Regions from separate parts of the Homo sapiens genome. Here region 2 is linked to region 1. The links are chromatin loops, found by intact Hi-C in ENCODE. Cell type or tissue: PC-3. All regions are shown on one strand. Each heading gives the region's core, and the rest is flanking DNA. Links, peaks and the distances in the headings are about the cores only. Region 1 holds the start of LOC101928008 (a long non-coding RNA gene). Region 2 overlaps SBF2-AS1 (SBF2 antisense RNA 1).

Region 1 (12,183 bases), core at 4,684-9,683:
TTATCCAAAGTCCCTTTGACCTCCAGTCTTGCCATTTTGTGTTATTATATTCTGTTGTTTGGGGGAAAGTTGCCAGGAAATCCTTAATGCTTCTTTTGTGTTTAATCTCTTTTGCTTCTAGTTGATTAAGGTAGCATTTGATGAAGAAGTCAGTCCAGAAGTAGTAGAGATCTTTAAGAAACAGCTGATGAAGTTCCGTTATCCTCAGTCCATTTTCAGTACCTTTGCTTTTGCTGCTGGACAAACTACCCCACAAATAATTTTACCAAAACAGAAGGAAAAGAACACTTCTTTTCGGTAAGAAGAAAGACAAGTCTGTTAATTTCAGCCCTCCCGTAATTGATTGCAAAAGGAGTAACCTATCCTTTGTGTCCAGGTGTAAGCGATTGCTGTTTTCATTCACTGTTCTGTTTCTGTCAAGCCCATGGGGCCAAGATCATAAAGTTACGGAACAGCAGCATTGATAAATGTAGCAAGTTTCAAAAACTAAAAGCTACCAGAGGCTTTGACTGTCATGTCCATTGCTCACAATGCATTTTTAGAATGTGAAATTCTATTTTCTCTTTTTTCCATATTGATCACTTTCTAAATGCTTTTGACCAATCCCTTCAGCTTTTATTAATATCCAGGCCCAGTGGACAGATTTGCTTTTATCTAGAAACAGGAGGCTATATTTTCTGTTTTTCATAACTCTTGAACATTTCAAACTTACTGAAAATTCATAACAGTAGAACAAAGAATTTCTGTATATATTTTACCCAGATTCACCAGTAGTTTCTACTTTGGTCCATTTGTTTATCATTCTCTCTCTCATATATACACATATTTTTTTTGAGCCATTTGAGTTAGATATAAGATGTCCCTTTATCCTTAAGTACATCACAATATGTTTCCTAAGAACAAAGACATTATCTTTTTATGTTTTTTATTTTATTTTGTTTTTTAAATTTATTTATTATACTTTAAGTTCTGGAATACATGTGCAGAACGTGCAGGTTTGTTACATAGGTATACATGTGCCATGGTGGTGTGCTGCAGCCATCAATCCATCATCTAGGTTTTAAACCCTGCATGCATTAGGTATTTGTCCTAATGCTATCCCTCCCCTTGTCCGGCATTATCTTATATAAGCACAGTAATCAAAGCCAGAAAATTTAATTAATATAAAACTTTTATCTAACCCAGAGTCTATATTCACATTGTGTTAATGATCCTTTTTTAGTTTAGTACCTAACTTTTTTATTCCTGGTCCAGGATCTAATCCAGGATCAGGCATTGCATTTAGTTGTCATATTTCTTTAGTATGAACCCTTATTTTCTAGAAAGTTTTTAGAAATTTATGTTGAAAGTTTTAAACTTCAGTTATGACGAAATAACAATAGTTTTAAGTTATCTTCCATCGGTGATAAAATATAAGGGCTAAAATTTCATTCACTGTTAACCATGTAGAATTCGGGCATCTGCCAATACAAATTACAATACTAGGGAGAGCTTTGCAGACTTTGGAAAAGAGGCCCTTCCTTTGCCTGAAAGAAGGGTAGATTGGGGATTATAGAAAATTTGAGGTTCCAGACAGTATATTATTTCTCAGTTGCACAGCTAGCCACCTGTCTAGCTTTGCTTACCAGGTAATATCCAGGTATGGTATGCTGAAGCATGAGCAAGTTCCTAGGGATTTACAGCAGTGGACCAAGCATCTTGTCTTAGCACCATAGGGTCGGAGAGGAGCCTATGATGTTTGTTATCTCAGCCTTCAATGGAAGAGACAAAGCTTTGTGTGGTATTTTACATTTAGAAACTATCAGAAACATGTATATTTATATTAGTTTCAGAAATATATACCTGTATCAAGCCTGTTATATCAGCTGCAACAGAGATGTAGCAATTTAAAAATTTTAAGAGTTGCCTGGGTATATGAAACAAAAGATATATATAGCTTTAGCTGGGAAAAAATTTCAAAAATCCCATTGAGTTTAAGTTACACCTAGTGTTACAGCTCTTTTAGAATTTGTCTAGCAGACTTTCCAGTTTTTGCCAGAAAGCCCACTAATAAAAATTAAAAAATAAAAGTTACACAAGTGATTTACAATAAGTTTAATTTAGGAAATATCAGTATTTTATGATTCCCAGCTGTTATCTCAAACATGTTTCATAACCTTCAGGTTTACATTGCAAATAACTAAAGATGGAGTCTGGTGAAACTATTTGATAATAAAAGAAGCCTTATCACTTTTTACTGAATGGCAAGAAAACACCAGAAGAGTTCTTTGTGATAGAGAAGAATATAATCAAGAACAGTCTTCAGAGTCTTCACCTCCATCTGATTAGTCAGGAAATAGGTTCTCTGTTTAATTCTCTGGATTGCCTAGATTTTCTGTCAGCAAGAAGGGTTAAATTGTTTGAATAAATAAAGTACTTCTAGGTCCATTACATCTTAGTTTCCCTTTAATTAAAGCTGATTCTCAAAAGGATACTCAAGTTTCTGATTTCTTATTTTTCTCCTTCAAAAAAGGGGAATTATATTATTTTTCTATGCTTCTTAAAGTTTACAGCTAATTAGAGTCAGGACATCACATATACACACTTAAAACAGTTAAGAAATAAGCAAATGTGTTGCCAACTATGAAGGCCATATGATCTCAAAGAAAGGCTTGTGAGTTGGTAGAAAGAGAGTTTGAGTAAGTAGAGAAGTGGGCAGGCTGGCTTTCCATGTAGGAGGACTCCAACAAGCATGCTTTGTGGGAACTGTGGTAGGGACAGTGGCATGAGGATAACCAGAGTGGGTTCAGGGCAGTCCTCCCCGACAAGCTAAACCAAGGAGTTTAGATTTGGGGTGATAAGTAGTTTGTGTCTCACTTTACATTTTCCTGCACGTTTTTCCTAAGACAGTATCCTGATGACAGTGGTGTTTTATGGGAAATTAGTCTACTGCCATATTAAAAGTAACCTAAAGAAGGAGAGGCTTAACAAGAGTCTGGACCAGTAGTGGCTGTGGGAAAGGAGAAGAAACAATTTGAGCTAAGTAGGTGTCAACAATACAAGTAGTGCTTTTATATTAAGTTGACATTCTCTTTGGTTTTATGACTTGTAGTACCTTCTCAAAAACAATTGTGAAAGGTGCCAAAAGGGCAGGGAAAATGACAATTGGGCGGCAATATTTACTGAAGAAGAAGACAGGGACAATTGTGGAAGAAAGAGTAAATCGTCCTGGATGGAATGAAGATGATGATGTATCTGGTATGTGAAAACTTGAATTTCCTTCATTATTCAACTTTATTTCTTATATGAATAAGAGACTCAGATGTAGTTGCACTTACATCTTGATTCACAAAAACCTAGATCTCATGAGAAGATGGAAGCACTTACCAGCTTCTTAGAACTGGGGGAAAAATATTTTCCCAATATCCCATTGTTCAGGTAATATTTTGTTAAATTATACTTCTTTACTAAATTCATACAGCTAATTGGTCATTTTTATGTGTGTCTCATTAAAAGAAGAAAGAAGGGAACCCCACTGCATGGGAAATTTAGGTATAGAGTAGTCCCCTGTATCTTATCCTTCTAGAATAAGAATTTAAGGTAAGGACATTGAACATTTCAAGTTGAAGATTTCAGTTTTTGGTAAGAACATTGTTGGTGCTCTTAATCAAAATGGGGGACCTAAGATGAAGGAATACTTAGGTCATAAGAAAAAATACTTGCTAAATATTTGAAAGAACAGCTACAATATCTCTCAGTGGGAAAAATAGAGGCAGAAAGCTAGTAGCAAAATCTCTGAGTGACTGTTTCCCATTCTTAACCCAGTATCAAATATGCTATGGAATCAGCACTACAGAGAAGCTGATATAATGGGAGGCAGAATGCCATTACACCCTTTTTTTCCCCTCAGGATCTTAGAATCAGTCACCGGTGGTTTTGCAAAAACTACTACTAACAACAACAACATTTTAAAAAAGAAACCTCATCTTCAGAGAAAGCACTGGCTAACCGGTCTCCATTTTCAGTTGCTGGGATAAAGAACCTATGTGGGCCAGGCGCAGTGGCTCATGCCTGTAATCCCAGCACTTTGGGAGGCTGAGGCAGGCAGATCACTTGAGGCCAGGAGTTCGAGACCAGCCTGGCCAACATGGCGAAACCCTGTTGCTACTGAAAATACAAAATTTTAGCCAGGCATGGTGGCATGCGCCTGTAGTCCCTACTGCTCAGGAGGCTGAGGCATGAGAATTGCTTGAACTTGGGAGGAGAAGGTTGCAGTGAGCCGAGATTGCACCACTGCACTCCAGCCTGGGTCGGACAGAGCAAGACTCTGCCTCAAAAAAAAAAAAAAGAACCTATGTGGTTTTGTATGTATGTATGCATGCCCTGGGTGAGAACATGTACATACAAGCTTGCCTTTGGGGCAATGAAAATACCCACCATTATATCACTGAAATAACACCACACCCATTTGTTGGAACCCTGATCTTTTCACAGTCATGTGTCAAACCATAAAAATATTATCGCTACCCATCACTATTGACTCTTCTAACTCAATTTTTTTTATATTTCATGGAACAAAACCTATTATTCTATGATAATTATTCTACTAAAAGACCAAATTATATAATGTTCTTTGCTCCTCTGAAAATTAAAGGCCAACACAGAATTGATACCTGATGATATTGCATTGTGAAGTTCACAAATGGAAACATGAATTGAAGTTCACAAATTGAAACACTTAATTGTTGATGTTCTGCTTTTTTAAAATATATTTTAATGAAAGAGGGCCATATCTTTGCCTGCACATTAGTACTTTGAGTACATTTTCAAAAACTTTGAAAGCTTGATTTGATGTCTCTTACTTTCAAAATAAATAGGGAAGTAAATTAGGACAGTTTTTAACATGGATTTTTTTTTTCCCCAGTTAGAACATGCAGTACCAATTAGGAATGTTCTTTAAAAAAAAAAAAGCCTCCCTAAAATATTTGATTATTGAGTAAATTCTTCCACATCTAAAATTGTAAAGGATTCTGTAACCTGTGATTGTAAAACTGTGAGGGGATTTCCCACGTACACCACATCCTCTAACAAAAATATTTCCAGGAAAAAAGTGTAACTCCTTTATACCTCTCTGAGGAAATAAAGTTATTTTTCCCTCTAGTGAACTTCTGGTTAATCCAGAAATTTCTAATAAAAGTTTATAGTCTGAAAAGTAAACTGAAATCTGGATGATGAGTTTGTATAGTGATTTTATGAAAGATAAATTTTACTGATGGGTTAGCCTCTGACAAACTTTGGGTGTTTTTATAGAGTCCTAAATAGAAATCACTGCAATTTGACAATAAGCAAGCCTTCATGAAACAGAACAGTGTAGGTAATGAATTCAAAATTATATTGTTTTTAGAAATTATTTAAATGGTATTATTTTCCTGACATTTTTTAGTTGAATTACTGATATTTTATTTCTTGACTATTCATTACACTTTTAATTTATGTTTATTTAAGTGTGATTCCTCACAGAAGTTACATGATTTAATTTGTGATATACATAATACTTGTCATCCTAATATAAACCTGTCTTGGTGTAAGAGTCTTCTTCAAAAGTAGCGGGTTTGTTTTTTTTTTTTTTTGCGGCTGGGGGCGGGGTTTGAGACAAAGTCTCGCTCGGTTGCCCAGGCTGGAGTGCAGTGGCACGGTCTCAGCTCACTGCAACCTCCACCTCCCGGGTTCAAGTGATTCTCCTGCCTCAGCCTCCCGAGTAGCTGGGATTACAGGTGCCTGCCGCCACACCTGGCTAATTTTTTGTATTTTTAGTAGAGATGAGATTTCACCATGTTGGTCAGGCTGCTCTCGAACTCCTGACCTTGTGATCCGCCCACCTCAGCCTCCCAGTGCTGGGATTACAGGCGTGAGCCACCACACCCAGCCCAAAAGGAAGTTTTTAATCCTGTGCTTTGAGCTAATCATTTCTTCAATATCTGTCTCTACCATCCCAGTTTCAGATGAGAGTGAGCTCCCCACAGGTACTACCCTGAAGGCCTCAATTGCTTTGAGCTAATCATTTCTTTGATATCTGTCTCTACCATCACAGTTTCAGATGAGAGTGAGCTCCCCACAGGTACTACCCTGAAGACCTCAATTGCTTTGAGCTAATCATTTCTTCGATATCTGTCTCTACCATCACAGTTTCAGATGAGAGTGAGCTCCCCACAAGTACCACCCTGAAGGCCTCCGAGAAGTCTACAATGGAACAGTTGGTGGAAAAAGCTTGTTTCAGAGACTATCAGCGTTTAGGTTTAGGAACCATAAGTGGCAGCTCTTCCCGTTCAAGACCCGAGTATTTTAGAATTACTGCCTCCAACAGGATGTATTCACTCTGCCGGAGGTAAGTGTGTCAGTGGGCTCCAAAAAGAGGTCTTCCTTCCTTTCTTCTTATTTGAATCTTTAATAGGCCATTTGCATCCATAGCCCTGAGATAGATAAAAATGCCTGAAAATAAGAACAAGGTCTCCAGGATACGAGCAAGCATCTCATTGGCATTCTCGGAACAATTACCTTACTGAAAGTACCTCTAGTAGGTGAGAAGGTGAAAGGTAAAGTACTCACCCCCTATGAATTTCTCTTGTCTTTCTCTTCCCAGTTTGCTTCTTTTCTAGCATGACTAAAGATAACTTGAAGAACAGGATTTTCCCAGCCCAATAGAGGACATGAAAGTCTTTTGTAGGCTGGGGAGCCACAAACTCTTTCTATAAAGGGTCAGTTGGTAAATATTTTCAGTTTATGAGCCATAGAGTCTCTTGTTGCAGCTATTCAACTGTGCCGCAAAAGCAGCCACAGACAGTAAGGAAATGAGTAGGCATGGCCAGTTTTGGCCCACAGGCTATAATTTGCTGACCCAGGTGTAGGCAAGGCTTTCTTATGCGGTCTAATTGGAATGTTTTCAAGGGAATATTACTTAAAGGATGTAAATAAAGAGGCATTTTCTTTTTTCAGTTCTTGTCATCTCTCACTGTTTTTCAAATATGTTGAGTCTTATTCCATGCTTTACTATATGTAAATATATATTTTCTAAAATTACATTTTCACCATCCACAAGTTTAGTCATTTTCATCTCCAGGTAAGATTTTTCTTTGCATTTATAAATTCCTGCTTAAACAGCTCTGAAATCACTTTGTAAATTGTAAGCTTTGTACATATTTTAGAAAGTTATCTTAATGTTACTTTCAACCCTGTTGCTCTTGAAGATAGATATGTCATTTTAAATGGCAATTTAAGTTTACAAATATTAATATGAAACTTCAGAAACAAGTTGGGAATATAGTTTTGAGATTGTGGCCAAATAAACATTTTGCATGAAGTTCTGAAAAATTGGCACTCTGAGTATGCAGTAATTTTTCTGGAATTCTCCGTCATTCTAACTAAATTTTCTCTGAAGATGAGTCATGTTGTCGGGGTGTGATGTCCTGCTGTTTGGAAAGTTTGCTATCAAAATTATGCCAGCCATTGAGAAAACAGACTCATTTATCATTCCAATCTGTCAGAAGTAAAATAAAATTTTAATAGATGACTTATTAGAACACTGGTTATAAAGCATTTATGATGGTAAAAAGTAATATATATCCATTAAGTTATTAGCAGGAAGGAAATGGAATAATAAAAAATAATCCAAAAGAAGGCAAGAAAGGAAAAAAAAGGGGACATAGAACAAATGGAATAAATAACAAGTAGTAAGATGGTAGATTTAAATTCAAATATATCCATAATTGCATTAATTATTAATTGACTAAATGTTCCAATTCAAAGAAAGAGATCAGGGTTTGCTTTAAAAAAAAAAAAAAAAAAAAAGTGGCTGGGCTCAGTGGCTCACGCCTGTAATCCCAGCACTTTGGGAGGCCGAGGCAGGCAGATCACGAGGTCAAGAGATGGAGACCATCCTGGCCAACATGGTGAAACCCTGTGTCTACTAAAAATACAAAAATTAGCTGGGCATGGTGGCTTGTGCCTGTAGTCCCAGCTACTTGGGAGGCTGAGGCAGGAGAATCACTTGAACCCTGGTGGTGGAGGTTACAGTGAGCCGAGGTCAAGCTACTGCACTCCAGCCTGGTGACAGAGCAACACTCCGTCTCCAAAAAAAAAGCTTTCTGCTGCTTTTAAGGGACAAATCTAATATACAAGTATATAAAAAGGTAGAAAGTAAAAGGATAGAAAAAATATACCACGCAAAACTACCTTTAAAAAAAGTTGTTGTCACTATATGAATATCAAAGTAGACTTTAAAAGCAGTAAGAAAGGATGGTTGATAATGACAAAAGGTTTATTTTACACACAGCAATTCATTAAGATCAAGTGGAGTTTATTGTAGGAATAGAGTACTGGTTTCACATCTGAAAATCAGTCAGTGTAATTTACCACATTAACAGAATTAAAAAGAAGTTTATTATATAAAGATAAGCATTTTGCAAATGCAAAGTACACTTATGAGTTTTATTTATGTAAATTTATTTATGTAAATTCTGTATTTTTTGTCACATTTGTGATCTTTAGAAAAAAGCTCTCAGCAAAAGAGAGTAAGAATGAGCTCCCATGAGTAGCGCCCTGAAGGCCTCAGAGAAGTCTACAGTGGAACAGTGGGTAGCTCCTTAATCTTCTGTCTTAAAAATCCTACACAGGAAATTACTTATCTTAGAAATAAATAAAATATTAAAAGCTTTTTCTCTGAAATCCTGACAAGGATGCCCATTATCACCATTTCTATTCAGTGTTGTACTAGAGGTCTTAGGCAGTGCAAAGAGACTAGAAAAGTAATAAAAGGTATAAAAATTGAAAAGAAAGAAATAAAACTGCCATTACTCACAGATGACCAAAATGCACATGTAGAAAATCTGTAGGAATCTGCCAATAAACTTTTAAAATTATTAAGTGGATTTAGTACAAGGTCACTGATAAGGTCACTAGTACAAGGTCATTTACAATAATTATATATATACTAAAAACATTATTACAAAATGAAATTTTCAAAAAGTGATGCTATTTTGGTATTATTCCTACTATTTACAGTAGCACTAAAAAACATTACTTAGGGATGAATCTAATAACCAGTGCAAGACCTCTACATGGAATACTTAAAACAATATTGAAGATCATTGAAGAGCTAAATAAGTAGATATTTCAGGTTCTTAGATTAGAATATTCAGTATTCTAAAACTGAATTTCCTGAAATTGTTCTATAGAATCAGTCCCAATCTCAGCAAAATGTTAATGGAAACTGAAAAGGTAATTCTAAGAGTTACATAAAAATGTGGAAGGCAGAGTAGCCAAGATAGTCTTACAGAATAATACTATAGGATGTCAAGAGTTTTTATAAAGCTACAGTAATTAAGACAGTATAGGACTGACACAAGAATGGACAAACGGACCAGTGGAGCAAAATAGGGAATATATTAAACAGAAACACCCCAACATATGTGGATACTTGATTTAAGATAAAAATAACACTTAAGAGCAGTGGATAGAAGATGTTTTTTCAATAAAGGATGCTGGGAAAAATTAATCTTGACCTATTCCCATTGACCTATAGATCTATATGTAAAAGGTTAAAACAATAAAACAATAGGTTTGTTATTAAGGTTAAAGCAAATAAGCTTAAAACAATAAAGCTTCTAGAAGATAAGAGAATGTCTCCATGACCTTGAGGTATAGGGAAAGATTTCTTGGGATAGGAAAAACATTATCTATAAAGTAAAAAATTGATAAATTTAGAACTTCTGTATATCAGGAGATATCATCAAGAGAGTAAAAAGGACTATAAATTGGTTAAATAACTTTGGAAAGTTGTCTAATGCTGTCTAAACATTTAAACATCTACTGAACATATTCATAACCTAATTCCTAGAAATTCTCCTCTTAGGTGGAGTAGAATTTCTAACAGAAATACATATGTGCTCCCAAAAGACATCTACAAGAATGTTCATGGCAACATTCTTAATAATTAAAAAAACTAGAAACTACTCAAAATCAACAAGAGAATAGATAAATGGTATCATACTCACACAGTGAAATACAGTAATGAAAATGAACAAACTACACGTGAGTACAAATAACACGGATGGATCTCATAAACATAATATTGAGCAAAAGAAGCCAAACATGAAAGAATAAACTCTGTTGATTCCCTTTATCTAGAATTCAAAAAGAAGCAAAATTCATCCACATTGTTAGTCAGGATAGTAGTAATCTTTTTTTTTTTTTTTTGAGACAAGGTCTTGCTCTGTCTCCCAGGCTGGAGTGCAGTGATGTGATTCCAACTCACTGCAGCCTCAACCTCCCTGGCTCAGGCGATCCTTCCACCTCAGCTTTCTGAGTAGCTGGGACTAGGCGCATGCCACCAAACCTGTCTAATTTTCTTTTTATTTTATTTATTTATTTTTGTAGAGAAGAGGTCTCACTATGTTGCCCAGGCTGGTCTCAAACTCCTAGGCTCAAGCCATCCTCCCAGCTGGGCCTCCCAAAGTGCTGGGATTACAGGTGTAAGCCACCATGCCAGGCAGGATAGTGGTAATCTTTAAGAAAGAAGAATAAATAGTGACTTGGAGGAAATACTAGATCTTGGATGCTTGTAGTGGTCAATTTCTTGACCTAGGTGGTAGTGATATCACCTAGGTTTTGAGCATTTGTATGTGAATTATGCTTGAATTAAAAAGTTTCCACAACAGCTTCTGAAGCCTAGTCTACCTCTTGAGAGTTAACTGTGGAGCCCAGAGCTGAAGGCTCTGAGTAGTGGGTTAGGATGGGTGGCAGGGAAATTGATATCTTTCATTACGAAATGAGACTGGTACTGGGAGTAGCTTCTCTTGGTCTTTAGGCTTCACACAATTTGCCCCAGCATGAGGGGCTCTCCAGCTGTCATGCAAGCCCATGTCAGGAAGCAGGAGAGAGCCATAGATCTTGTATGTAACAGAGGATGGTCTGTGTGTAGTGCTCATTCACAGTGGAAGGAGATGGCTCACTACAGGGGGCAGGGAGTGAAGGAGTGTGCTCGTTCTTTACCGATTATTGAAGTAGCTCCTGGAACCATTAAACATTATTTCCCTGTCTAATACACATTGTATCTTGAAGCAAGTTGGGAAAAACTGATATTCAAGTGGAGATAGAGGGTCCTAATTATGGAACTGCCTTTTCAGTCTTCATGAGTGATTATGTCTATAGCTTGGTCTTTTCATCAGTTTGTGGTATTACAAAAATTCAGGCCACAGCTTCCTAGATCACCAAAGCCCTAGGCTTTCAGAATGCTTCCAAGTTATCATTGGTTAAGTATGGAAAGTTAATTTGGCATTCAGTAAAGTAGTTGAAGGTTATGATTTATGTGACCATAAACTAGATTTCCTTTCCCTCCTGTCAGCACTGGTTCTTATCAAGATAAGGGATAAGAAGTTCTGGAAATGGATAGTGGTGGTAGTTGCATAACATTGGGAATGTACTAAATGCCACTGGTTTGTACACATAAAAAAGGATAGCATGAATCCTAGCACTTTGGGAGGCCGAGGCGGGCAGATCACCTAAGGTCAGGAGTCCGAGACCAGCCTGACCAACATGGAGAAACCCCATCTCTACTAAAAATACAAAATTAGCCAGGTGTGGTGGCACATGTCTGTAATCCCAGCTACTCAGGAGGCTGAGGCAGGAGAATTGCTTGAACCCAGGAGGCGAAGGTTGCAGTGAGCCAAGATCGCACCATTGCACTCCAGCCTAGGCAACAAGAGCGAAACTGTGTCTCAAAAAATAAATAAAAAATAAAATAAATAAAAAGATACCATGGGCCGGGCGCAGTGGCTCACGCCTGTACTCCCAGCACTTTGGGAGGCCGAGGCAGGTGGATCACCTGAGGTTGAGAGTTCGAGACAGCCTGACCAACATGGAGAAACCCTGTCTCTGCTAAAAATACAAAATTAGCCAGGCGTGGTGGCACATGCCTGTAATCCCAGCTACTCAGGAGGCTGAGAAAGGAGAATTGCTTGAACCCCGGAGGCAGAGGTTGCGGTGAGCTGAGATCACGCCATTGCACTCCAGCCTGGGCAACAGTGAAACTCCATCTCAAAAAAAAAAAAAAAAGGATAGCATGATAAATTTTATGTTAGGTATATTTTCCCAAAATTTATAAATCACCAGCTGGGCACGGTGGCTCATGCCTGTAATCCCAGCACTTTG
Region 2 (12,183 bases), core at 1,626-6,625, 64 kb after region 1:
AAATGTGTATATATGATTTCTATATCCTTGTTTTTCAGATAGCCTGCTTATAATTTAATATAAATTAACTGATGCATTCATAAGATTTCAATAATGAAATGGTTCCCTTTTAAAAAATAAAAATACTTTGTAGATTAAAAATAAATCAGAATTTCAAATTTAAAATTGTCCACACACTAGGAAATAGAACTGTGTTAATATATAAGAAATCTGGGGATAATTAAGAATGAAGGACTTTTCTATCATTTCCATTTTATAAATTGCCACCTGTGAAAATGGTTTTTGCACATTATTTGTATTTTTCTTTGTATATGAAATAATTTTTTGTACTTTGTAAAATATGGAGCCCATTGTACCTTCAGCTATTTGAGACTATACACAGTGCTTCTTTTGTAACTGGATTACTTTAACTTTCGTGAAGGCATTACATTGCCTCACATTCACTAACCACCTTGAATTAAATTTATTTCTTAAGAAAAAGCATCCCTCATTTACTGTGAACTAAAGTTCATTCTGTAGTGCACAGCATTCAGGAGGGTAACACTCAGGATTCATACATGGGACTAAAGGTTCAAGAATAAAACAAAGCATGACCCACTTTGTTCCTTCATTCTCCTAATGTCATCACTGCCCTTTGCTCAAGAAGTAACTAGGGATACTGGACATGTTAGCATGAGCTTCTGGGTTCCAGACACACTTCTGCAGAGTTTAGGTAAGAGACTTGAGGCCAAGATTCTCATATGTGCTGCCACTCCTACCACTGTCTCTAATAAGCTGTTTGAAATTGCTTAAGTCCCTTACCTATTCTGGGTCCATTCCACCACCCAGAGTATATGGTAATTTGTGAAAATTTTAGGCATGAGACATTGAAGTCTGTTTGAGCAGCAGATTTTTCTGCTTCAGGGAACTTTTTTTTTTTTTTTTTTTTTGAGACAGAGTCTCACTCTGTTGCCCAGGCTCTGGAGTTCTGGAGTGCAGTGGCGCAATCTCGGCTCACTGCAAGCTCCACCTCCCGGGTTCACACCATTCTCCTGCCTCAGCCTCCCAAGTAGCTGGGACTACAGGGGCCCACCACCACGCCCAGCTAATTTTTTGTATTTTTAGTAGAGATGGGGTTTCACCGTGTTCGCCAGGATGGTCTCAATCTCCTGACCTCGTGATCCACCCTCCTCGGCCTCCCAAACGGAATTGTTAAACAGTACAAATGATCAGTGATTTCAGTTCTAGACAGTACTTCCTTGGTTAAGCCCATGAGTTTACCTCATGTAGCCAACAGAGAATGCAAGTTTTCATCTAGGGCAGAGCCTTTAAGTCCTTTGACATCCAGAGTCCTCTGAGCCAAGCAAGAGGATCCCAAATAGCCACTGAGGCTCAAGGTGAGATAGATAGTGACATATTCCCTTGAGCTTTCGGTTCTCCTCAGTCTCAAGAGCATGCTGATCTAGCCAAGGGCCCTCAAGCCTTTCCTTGGTCCTAGGCCTCTCAACAGCTACCATTACACATTGCCGTGTCCCTGAGATTCAGTCAGGAGGGAGACAACTGGGATTAGGGGTTGAGTAGAAGCTGTGTTCACAGCGTCAGTATCTGGATGCCCTTCATTCCTCAGGTCTTAACTGTGAACGGGGAGAATACTGGGTTCTGTAAACAAAAATAAAATTCCAAGCCCCCCAGATGACTGAATGGACCCCCTCTCAGCCAAGGGGGTTCCAGAGAAACCTGAAAAACGAGTTCCAGCCATGATGCTCGGGCAAGGAGGTAGACATGCCTCTTTATACCCTCTCCCTTTTGGAGTTTAGACACAACAGACCAGCATTAACATTAAAACAGATCTTAAGACTGACAAAATAGACTGTCACAATAAAATACCAAATTCCAACCTGACTCTAGTATAGCATCACACAACAGATAGCAAGCCCTGAAGGAAATCAAAGCTTTTTTAATCCCAAAATACATTCCTTTTACATATTTTGAAATGGCCCTGCAAAGCTGTATCTTGTGCGGGGGGAGGGGATTTACATTCTGTAGAGGATCCCTTTCCCTTCCCCGGTGTTTTTCTGATCCTGAAGAGATTAGCTAAGAGTCTAGTACCTTTTATTAAAGGTCTGAATAGGAAATATTTGCTATCTGTTGCCTCTAAGGGCAGCCACCTATGAGACTTCATCTACCTAAGAACCTAGGTCTCTACAACCCCTTATCTTAACCCAGACTCTCCTTTCAATTAATTTCAGCCTTTTAGATAATAACTCTTTCAGCCAATTGCCGATCAGAAAATCTTTGAATCCACCTGTGACCTGTAAGCTTCTGCCTTTCCAGGCCAAATCAATGTATACTTCACATGTGTCGGTTGATGTCTTATGTCTCCCTAAAACATATAAAAACAAGAGCCTTTAACCCAACTACCTTGGGCTTGTATTCTCAGGACCTCCTGAGGCTGTGTCCTGGGTCATGATCCTTAACCTTGGAAAAATAAATCTCTAAATTGATTGAGACCTGTCTCATATACTTTTTTGCTTTACAGTTCCAAGGGAGAAAGACCAGGGCTTGGCAACCTGCAGAAGCCTTAACAGGGCCCTTCCTTCTGTGGTCCCAGTGACAAAACCCTTCTAATAATGGGCTCTTGAAAGATGCAAACTCAAAGGAGCACATAGCATAAGTCACTTCCCAACCCCTTTGACCCAAATCCTTTATTCCCACCTCCCAAACCCCTTCACTCTATTGTCTCCACTCCAGAGCTAGAGCTTAAACTGCTAATAACATGGCACATTTGCTTCTCAAGGGAAACTGACATTTATAGGTATTTAATCAGGGATTCTTGTAAGAGTTACTAAGTAGCCCTATCATCCCATAAAGAATTTCTGAAAGATCCCAAGCTGATAACAGAGAAGTGCCCTCAGCAATGCCAGCCAAAGCTATGAATTAAGCAGTGAATAAAGCAGTGTTGACGAAGAGATAGGGTTTACAGCAGCACCATCAAACATATATAATGCAAGCCCCATAGATATCTTCAAGTTAAAAAAAGACATTAATTTTAATATATTTGTTTTTACCATATGTTTACTCCAATATATCAAAAATATTTTAATGAGTAAACAATACCAAAAAAAATTAATGAAATATATTCCTTGTTCATACTAAATCCTCAAAATCTAGTGTGTATTTTATACTTACAGCACATCTGAGTTTGGACTAATTTTTTTTTCAGAGGCCATTTCTGATAAAACAAATGCATGTCATGTTTCTATACCAGTTCTCCAACATCAACTGGACATCCAACAATTCAGTTCAAGTCTGACACTAACTCCCCGGATTTAGCGTAGACTCCACAAGTTCAGGTCTGTCCTCAAGACTGCCCCCACTTCAAACACTAGTTGCAAGTTCCAAGGGCCACCAGAACTTCTAACCAACCAGCTATAAATATGAAGGTTTCCACAATCCCCCCTCCTCAGGTTCAGTAATTTGCCAGAACAAATCATATAACTCAGGAAAACACTTTACTTACATTTACCAGCTTATTTCTAAGGGATACACCTCAGGATCAGCCAAAGGGAAGAGATGCATGGTATGGAGGGAGGCAACACACCACCTGCCCAGCATCTGATGTGTTCACCAACCCAGAGGCACTCCTTATCTCATTATTCAAGAGTTTTTACAACCCAGTCTCAAGTTACCCTCCCTCCCCCGAGGTTGGGGGTGGCTGAAAGTTCCCACCCTCTATTCACTTGTTTGGTCTTTCAGATGACCAGCCCACATCCTTAACCTAGCTAGGGACCCCACCCTGAATCACCTTGTTAGCATAAACTCAGGTGTTGCGAAGGGCAGTTATGAATAGCAAAAGATACTCCTAAAGGGTGGGGTGTGTTAGGAATAACAAACTATCACTTAGGGAATTTCTAGGGTTTTAGACACTGTGCGCCAGGAACCCAGAACAAAGGACAAATATATTTTGTACTCTACCACAACTAGCCTTATTTCCACTGCTACCACACTAAACAATGCATATTTACAGCAAATAGCCTGCTCACAGCAGAGCCTGCGGGGGTAGGGAAGAGCTGGGTGGCAAGAGACCTGGCTTCTAGTGCTGGCTCTCTTCTAATGTAATCTATGACCTTGAATCAGTCCCTTAACTTTGCTGGGCTTTGACTTATAAAAATGCAGGACGCAGATGATCTGTTACTTTGTGATTCCAAATATTTACCTTGGCAAGGACTCAGTTTCCAAACTGAGATTTAAAGGATTTGCTGAAAAATCCAAATCATCTAAATCAGTGCATCTCAAATTGTAATGCATACATGAATCATCTTGTTAAAATGAGATTCTGATTCAGTAGGTTTGGGGTGGGGCTTGACATTCTGCGTTTCTAATGAGGCCAGTGCTGCTGGTCCACGGACCACAGCATTGGTCCTTGGTAACAGAATTGTTCTTGGAGTAACAGGAATGTGTCTCAGTCCTCTGAGAAGCAGATGCCTGATAGGCAGGAACTCTGGGGAGGCTGGAAGAGCCAAGAGACGATGATGCTGGTGTAATCCTTGTGAAAAAGAAAGGGAAGCAAAGATGAGTGGAGGAGACTTGGAGTGCAGTGCAGTTCTAAGGAAGTTCAGCAAGGCAGATAAGAAGTCCTTGAGCCATCAGGGGAATCCCACATATTCCAAGAATGGGCCTTCCTAGGATCCCCACCATGCTCAATCATTGGCTAGGAGCAGTCCATGGGAAGCATGGTTTTGGTGGAAACACAGTAATAGATTTCAGAATATACCAGCTGAGGCCAATAGTCAATGACAGTCCCTGCAGTCAGAGATCTGAGAGAAATCTTTTCATGGTTGTCAATGTTAAAGTTGTCAGAATCAAAATGGAGTCACTTATGTTTAAAAAAAAGCAAAACAAAACAAAACAAAACAAAAAAGCCTGATAAATTGAGCCAGGGAAAGCTATGAAGAGAGAGTACTCATGCATAAATGCCTGATAACAAAAACTATCAAAAAAAAACCTGCAAAAATTGCAACCTTGCACAAAGGCCATTGCAACCTTACACAAAAATTACTCCTTTGAAGGCATCTGTCTAGCAACTGCCTGTCCAGCCTTGGATTAGTGTCACCCTTGTTACTGATCCTTGTAGCCAGGATAATTATCTCAAAACAATTATGTAATGATCCTCATTTTTCCTTTAAAAAACCTTTGTGTTCCTTTACCTCCCTGAATACACACATAGTTTACTATGGTGTTATATAGGTATTCCCATTGCAATGCCCTTGATATAGTTTGGATGTGTGTCCTCACCCAAATCGCACGTTGAAATGTAATCCCCAACTGGAGGTGGGGCCTGGTGGGAGCTGATTGGATCATGGGAGTGGATTTCTCATGAATGGTTTAGTACCATCAACTTGGTACTATTCTCATGACAGTGAGTAAGTTCTCCTGAGGTTTAAAAGTGTGTGGCACCTTCCCCCTTACTCTCTTGCTCCTGCTTTGGCCATGTGACATGAAAGTTCCCGCTTGGCCTTCTACCATGATTGTAAGATTCCAGAGGCCTTCCCAGAAGCAGATGCCACTATGCTTCCTCTACAGCCTTACAGCCTGCAAACCATGAACCAGTTCAACCTCTTATAGTTTTGTTTTTTTTTTTTTTGAGACAGGGTCTTGCTATGACACCCAGACTGTAGTGCAGTGGCGCAATGACAGCTCACTTCAACCTTGACCTCCTGGGCTCAAGCAATCCTCCCAGCTCAGCCTCCTGAGTAGCTGGGACTACAAGTGTGCTCCACCATGCCCAGCTAATTTTTTTATAGAGACAGGGTCTTACTATATTGCCCAAGATGCTCTTGAACTCATGGGCTCAAACAATCCTCCCACCTTGGCCTCCCAAAGTGCTAGGATTCCAGGCATGAGCCACCACACCTGACGTCAGGTATTTCTTTTTTTTTTTTTTTTTTTTTTTTTTTTGAGACGGAGTCTCGCTCTGTCGCCCAGGCCGGACTGCGGACTGCAGTGGCGCAATCTCGGCTCACTGCAAGCTCCGCTTCCCGGGTTCACGCCATTCTCCTGCCTCGGCCTCCCGAGTAGCTGGGACTACAGGCGCCCGCCACCGCGCCCGGCTAATTTTTTGTATTTTTAGTAGAGACGGGGTTTCACCTTGTTAGCCAGGATGGTCTCGATCTCCTGACCTCATGATCCACCCGCCTCGGCCTCCCAAAGTGCTGGGATTACAGGCGTGAGCCACCGCGCCCGGCCCAGGTATTTCTTTATAGCAATGCAAGAACAGACTAATACAGCCCTATTAAATAAATATTATTTTCTTTTAGAGACCCTCTCTGTTATGTAGGGTGACATAAATGGTGTCCAGAAGCAGGACCTGAAAAAGAATATCAGAAGGAATTCGTGACTCTTGGAACTAGTGTGCAATACTCGCCTGAGCCCTTTGAGCACTCTGTTTCTATGGCTCACATTTTCTGCCCTGGTGCATTTTCTCTCAGGCCAAGCCTCTCCCTTTTTGGTAGAAGCTCTTGACTTTGAACAGGAGTTGTTGTCTAAGGTAATACCCGAGGTTCATTGCCTCATGCCAAGAAAATTAAGGACACAGACACACACAAGGAGTGAGTTTAAGAGCAGAGGTTTACTAGGCAAAAGAAAGAGAAAGAACAGCTAGCTCTGTCCTTCAAGAGAGATGGGCTCCCAAATGGGACTTCCGGCCCACAGTGGAGTGCACAGATTTTATAGACAGGCTTGAGGAGGTGATTGATTACATAGGGCCCAAAGATTGGTTGGACCAGGTGTGACATTACGTAGTGCCCAGGGAATCTGGCCGCACCACCCTAATCTTATTATGCAAATGAGGTCTTTGCTTGGCTGGTGCCATCTTGTCTGCTTCTTATGGTATGCGTGGCTAGCAAAGAGAAGGGAAGATGGAGCTGTCATGTTGGATATGCCTAGCCCCAGGTAGCCTTTTCCTATTGGCACAGCTGCTGGCATTCACCCATGCAAACTTCTAGCTTCCTTGTTTATGTCTGCAGCTCAATTTTACAGGCTGCTCTTTGTTAGAAAAGAAAATCATTTGGGAGCTACTTTTCATAAAAGGAAAACCTTACCAAGGACTTCCTTACCCTATCTGCCTAATTTCTTAACTCCTCCTATATCAACTTTATTCAGGATTTGGTTTCGTTATAAAGCCACCTTTAATAAAGGACTGTACGTTCTCCTGGAATGATAAAAGGTTTTTTATCTTTTTTGGTTTAAAGACAAGTGTCTTTCTGGATTGAGTACTCTGGTTTCTCCAGAATCCACGTTCTTTCTGCAAGACATGACTTCTCTGGTAAATTCACTTTTGTTTCTTTCTTCGTTGTGATGGTTAATACTGAGTGTCAACTTGATTGGATTGAAGGATGCAAAGTATTGATCCTGGGTGTGTCTGTGAGGGTGTTGCCAAAGGAGATTAACATTTGAGTCAGTGGGCTGGGGAAGGCAGACCCACCCTTAATCTGGGTGGGCACCATCTAATTAGCTGCCAGTGCGGCTAGAATATAAAGCAAGCAGAAAAACGTGAAAAGAGAGACTGGCCTAGTCTCCCAGCCTACATCTTTCTCCCGTGCTGGATGCTTCCTGCCCTTGAACATCAGACTCCAAGTTCTTCAGCTTTGGGACTCAGACTGGCTCTCCTTGCTCCTCAGCTTGCAGACAGCCTATTGTGGGACCTTGTGATCATGTGAGTTAATACTTACTAAACTGCCCTTTATATATATCTATCCTATTAGTTCTGTCCCTCTAGAGAACCCTGACTAATAAATGCATGCATAATTTAATTTTTTCTACATTCCTGGGTTGAAATTTTTGTGAACATTCTTATCTTGGTTTCATTTTGGTTTGGTTACATGAATCTGTAAATGATTTGGCTCCTTTCCCTTGCTTGTTTCTAAATATCTTCTGAGAGCAAAAATAAATATTCTAAATGGCAGGGGCAGGATGGCTATTTAAAAGCCACTAGGACAGTTGTCACTATCTAAAACATGGGTCCAAACTCTTGACATTCTCTGACAGGATTTATAGGATTTTCTTTGCTCTCAAGAGATTAATAAGAAATGAAATGGGATTCTCAAATATTAAGGCATGCCAAGGTTTTCTGAGACTCCAGCCAGCTACATATTATGGTCTATTCTCATGAATATATTTAAACTAATGGGCCAGGTGCAGTGGCTCACGCCTGTAATCACAGCAATTTGGGAGGCCGAAGCAGATGGATCACTTGAGCCCAGGGGTTCAAGAACAGCCTGGGCAACATGGCAAAGCCCCATCTCTACAAAAAGTATAAAAATTAGGCAAGCATGGTGGCATGCACCTGTTGTCCCAGCTTCTTGGGAGGCTGAGGCAGGAGGATCAATTGAGCCCAGGAGGTTGAGGTTGCAGTGAACCATGATTGCACCACTGTACTCCAGCCTGGGCAACAGAGCGAGACCCTGTCTCAAAAACAACAACAACAACAACAACAACAACAACAACAACAACAAATACTAATGGACAAATCATATCAAGGAAAATTCAGGGCTAAAATGGTCTAACGTGGTGGCTCATGCCTGTAATCCCAGCACTTTGGGAGGCCAAGGCAGGTAGATCACTTGGGGCCAGGAGTTCGAAAAGAGGCTGGCCAACATGGTGAAACCCCATCTCTGCCAAAATTACAAAAATTAGCCAGGTGTGGTGGTGTATGCCTGTAGTCCCAGCTACTTGGTAGGGTGAGGCACAAGAATCACATGAACCTAGGAGGTGGTGTTTGCAATGAGCTGAGTTCATGCCACCGTACTCCAGCCTGGGTGACAGAGCGAGACTGTCTCAAAAAAATAAAAATTAAAAAAAGAGTCATAATTTGAACTGTCTAAAATATACTACAACTATAGTGTTAACATCACAGTCTACCCCTTGTGCCACACAGATCTTTACTCTCCACCAGGTTCAGGGAGAAGTTCCTCCCCATTTCCCTTGGGCCTCTATTCCCAAGGGGAACTCAGAAGAAAGCAGGAGGTCTGTGGGACTAACTACGGCCCCTACCAATGAAGTTAATCTTGGAGCCATAACTGGCCTTCATTCTCTCCCTCGTCCACTATCTATTCCGAATTCCCCCGACCCTCAACAACCTCCTCAGATGTTGGTGGCTTACCTGGTGGTGTGAGCCAAACCTTCATTCTGGGGGTGAGAGGAGGGGGAGGGAAGGGGATAAATGCTAAATAATCAAACCCTTCTCAGGGTTGCTGCATATCCTTTCACAATTACAGTGGGGCTACCTGGAGGTGCACAGTGGATCACATGGGCTCCACACACATTCCTCCTGCCCTCATTATCCAGAAGCAGCCTTGCCCCTTCCTGTTGATCCGGGTCAGTTATCCCTGCCAGTATGATGACTCTTCTTGTCTGCTGGTTTCTGAGCACGAAGAATCCCAAGTGCCCTGCAGCAGCCGCAAACCATACATAGTTCAATAGGACCCTTGCTATCATACTGTCCCCCAGTTAAGTGCTGTGCTGTGTGGAATTCCATGCCTTTGGATCAGGCATTCTGTACATCCCTGGAAAGTGACGCTAACTAAGGCTCTGTGGTGAGGAAAGGCAAACCCATGCCCAGAATAAGTCTCTATCCCTGTAGAGATGAACCATTGGCCCTTCCAGAATTGAAAGGGCCTGATGCGGTTGACTTGCCCCAAGTGATGAGTTGGTCTCAAGGAATAGTGCCATTTCAGGGGCTCAGCATTGGCCTCTCTTGCTGACACACTGGACATCTGAAGGCCCCTAGACTTTTCTGCCATATCACATCACAGTGATCTCCAAAAGGCCTCTTAAAGAGGGGCCATGATGATGCTTTGGGCTCCAAGTGTTAATGTTAACTCAAACTCTGCATCTGCTACTCCTCAAAATGTCTTGTTATCCCCATTTCTCTAGTGAATGATTACCTAAATGGCCATAGGTCCCTTTGGGGGAAAAAAATGAAGGAATCATTGTGACATATACTTGCTGCAATTCTGCAAGGTCCTTCCTCTTAGAGAGCTGGCCAGCTCTTTAGTCAATGGTTCTCAAACCTAAGCTAATTTTCAGATATGGAACCATTCCTTTCTAAGGGAAGCACCTGTGAGGGACAATGGGCAGGGAGGCCAGAGAGGTTGGGAGGGCTATCAGACCATGATGGGGGTGGACCGCTGTGAAAGAGAGAGGGAAGGAAGGAACAAATATATTGAATAAATTATAAACATCTGGTGCATACTGGGCACTGAATTGCTCCCAAGGAATCTCTGGATGAATACAGTACAGCTCAGCCCCCAAAGAACTCACAACCTAAAGTAGACCCAGGCTATTTGCTGTAAGCAGAATAATCCCCCACTTCTCTGAAGATGTCCATGTTGTAATCCCTGGAACTTGTGAATATGTCATCTTACATGGCAAAGGGGAATTAAGGTTGCATATGAAATTAAGGTTGCTGACCAAGACATTATCCTGGATCGGTCCAATGTCATCACAAGGGTCCTTATAAGTGGAAGTGGGAGGCAGAAGCAAATGTCAGAGAAAGACCCGATAGGAAACTCAATAGGAGAAAGATTTAATGAGCCATTTCTGGCTTTGAAGATGGAAGGGGGACAGATGTGAGCCAAGAATGTGGCAACCTCTGGAAGCTAGTAAAAGGAAGAAAATGGATTCTCCCTCAGAGCTCCAGAAATGAACATAGCCCTGCCAACACCTTGATTTTAGCCCAGTAACACCATTCTGGACTTCTGGCCTCCAGAATAGTAAGAATAAATCTGTATTGTTTTAAGCTGCTAAATTTGTAGTAATTTGTTACAATAGCAATAGGAAACTAATAGGGCTATATAATGAACCACAGTGATTTGTGCAATTGCATCGTATTCGTACAACAGCTGTATACTGGGGGCAGGAGCTCAGAACAAGCAAATTGGATGGGGGATGGCCTAGGGAGAATAAGATGAGGCAGAGGGGCATAGGTGCAATGTGATATGCAGAGGCAGCTGCTGCAAGGCCAAGAGGGACACTCACACATGCAAACATATAATCCTGTGCACACACATGCAACACAAACAAGGGCATACATGTTCTCACATATACACACCCTAGTGATACTGGCACTTACGCATGCAGACTCTTTCTGACGTAGGCCCACCCACTGCCTGGATTCCACCTGTTTTTCGTGACCTCTCTTGTATTAGTCTATCTCATGCTGCTAATAAAGACATACCCAAGACTGGGTAATTTATAAAGGAAAGAGGTTTAATTGACTCACAGTTCAGCATGGCTGGGGAGGCCTCAGGAAACTTACAATTATGGTGGAAGGGAAAGCAAACATGTCCTTCTTCACATGGTGGCAACAACAAGAAGTGCTGAGCAAAAGGGGGAAAAGCCCCTTGTAAAACCATCAGATCTCGTGAGAACTCAGGATCACAAGAACAGCATGAGGGTAACTGCCCCCATGATTAAATTACCTCCCACTGGGTCCCTCCCACGACATGTGGGCATTATAGGAACTACAATTCAAGATGAGATTTGGGCGGGGACACAGCCAAACCATATCATCTCTGTCATCTCTTAACAGCATATTTCCTGAGGGCAGCTGAATTTAGCAGGTGGGGATAGGGCTTGTCTACCACGGCTCCATCACTAGCCTTCACCTGAGCAGGAGGTACACTGGGAGGCTGAGACTCACCAGTTGGGGGGCAACTGGTTATTATTTACCTGCCCAGCATTTTAGTATGTGCGGTGTCAGGGTAAGCCCTGACCATGCACATGTTCTCCCAAATCTCAGTCTCTCCCCTCACAGCTGTATGATGGAACCTATTATGAATGAGCTGGTCACCCAAAACCAGTGTGTCCATCTTCCCATGCACTTGTCTGTCCATTTTCTTTCATTCAACATACATTTATTGATGCTTCTTCTGTGCTAATGCCTGCTCCTGGATACTCTGGACCCCAAATAAAATAACCTACTATCCAAGATATGATTTCTGGTGTAACCAGAGCTATGATAGGGTGAGAGCAAGTAGGAGCCTGCAGAAAGATGGGAGGAGCTCATAGCCCAGCCTTGGGGTAAGAGAGGACTTCCTGAGTAAATGACATTTAGGCCGAGTATTAAAGGATAAGATCACTGGGCAAAGGTGAAATCACGAGGAGCAAGGAAAAGAAGTTAAGTCAGGTTTGTGACATGTATTT

What was found. Hi-C counts contacts between places; a loop is a spot of excess contacts. Peaks named below come from ENCODE experiments on the same cell type or tissue, not always from the same donor. Only the 100,000 strongest peaks of a DNase experiment are listed, where the experiment ranks them.
Region 2: it touches region 1 in a loop (3-fold over the local background); 5 of 110 quality-filtered maps call a loop at or near these places.

Annotation. Positions count from the first base shown.
Region 1 is chr11:9,833,679-9,845,861 of GRCh38, reverse strand. SBF2 (SET binding factor 2) reads left to right here. Exons shown (of 40, transcript NM_030962.4): 24 at 122-297; 25 at 3,092-3,237; 26 at 6,166-6,364. It overlaps LOC101928008 (a long non-coding RNA gene), which reads right to left and starts at 6,720. Exons shown (of 3, transcript NR_120539.1): 1 at 6,586-6,720. It also overlaps the pseudogene RNU7-28P. In PC-3, for the core only: no CTCF peak of the experiment used is centred there; a DNase peak (open chromatin) is centred at 6,731; H3K4me3 peaks cover 461 bases; H3K27ac peaks cover 2,343 bases.
Region 2 is chr11:9,767,082-9,779,264 of GRCh38, reverse strand. All of the region lies in intron 1 of SBF2-AS1 (SBF2 antisense RNA 1), which reads right to left. SBF2 (SET binding factor 2) reads left to right here. Exons shown (of 40, transcript NM_030962.4): 40 at 1-597. Among named protein-coding and RNA genes, the nearest start is that of LINC02709, 14 kb to the right of the region's middle. In PC-3, for the core only: no CTCF peak of the experiment used is centred there; a DNase peak (open chromatin) is centred at 4,274.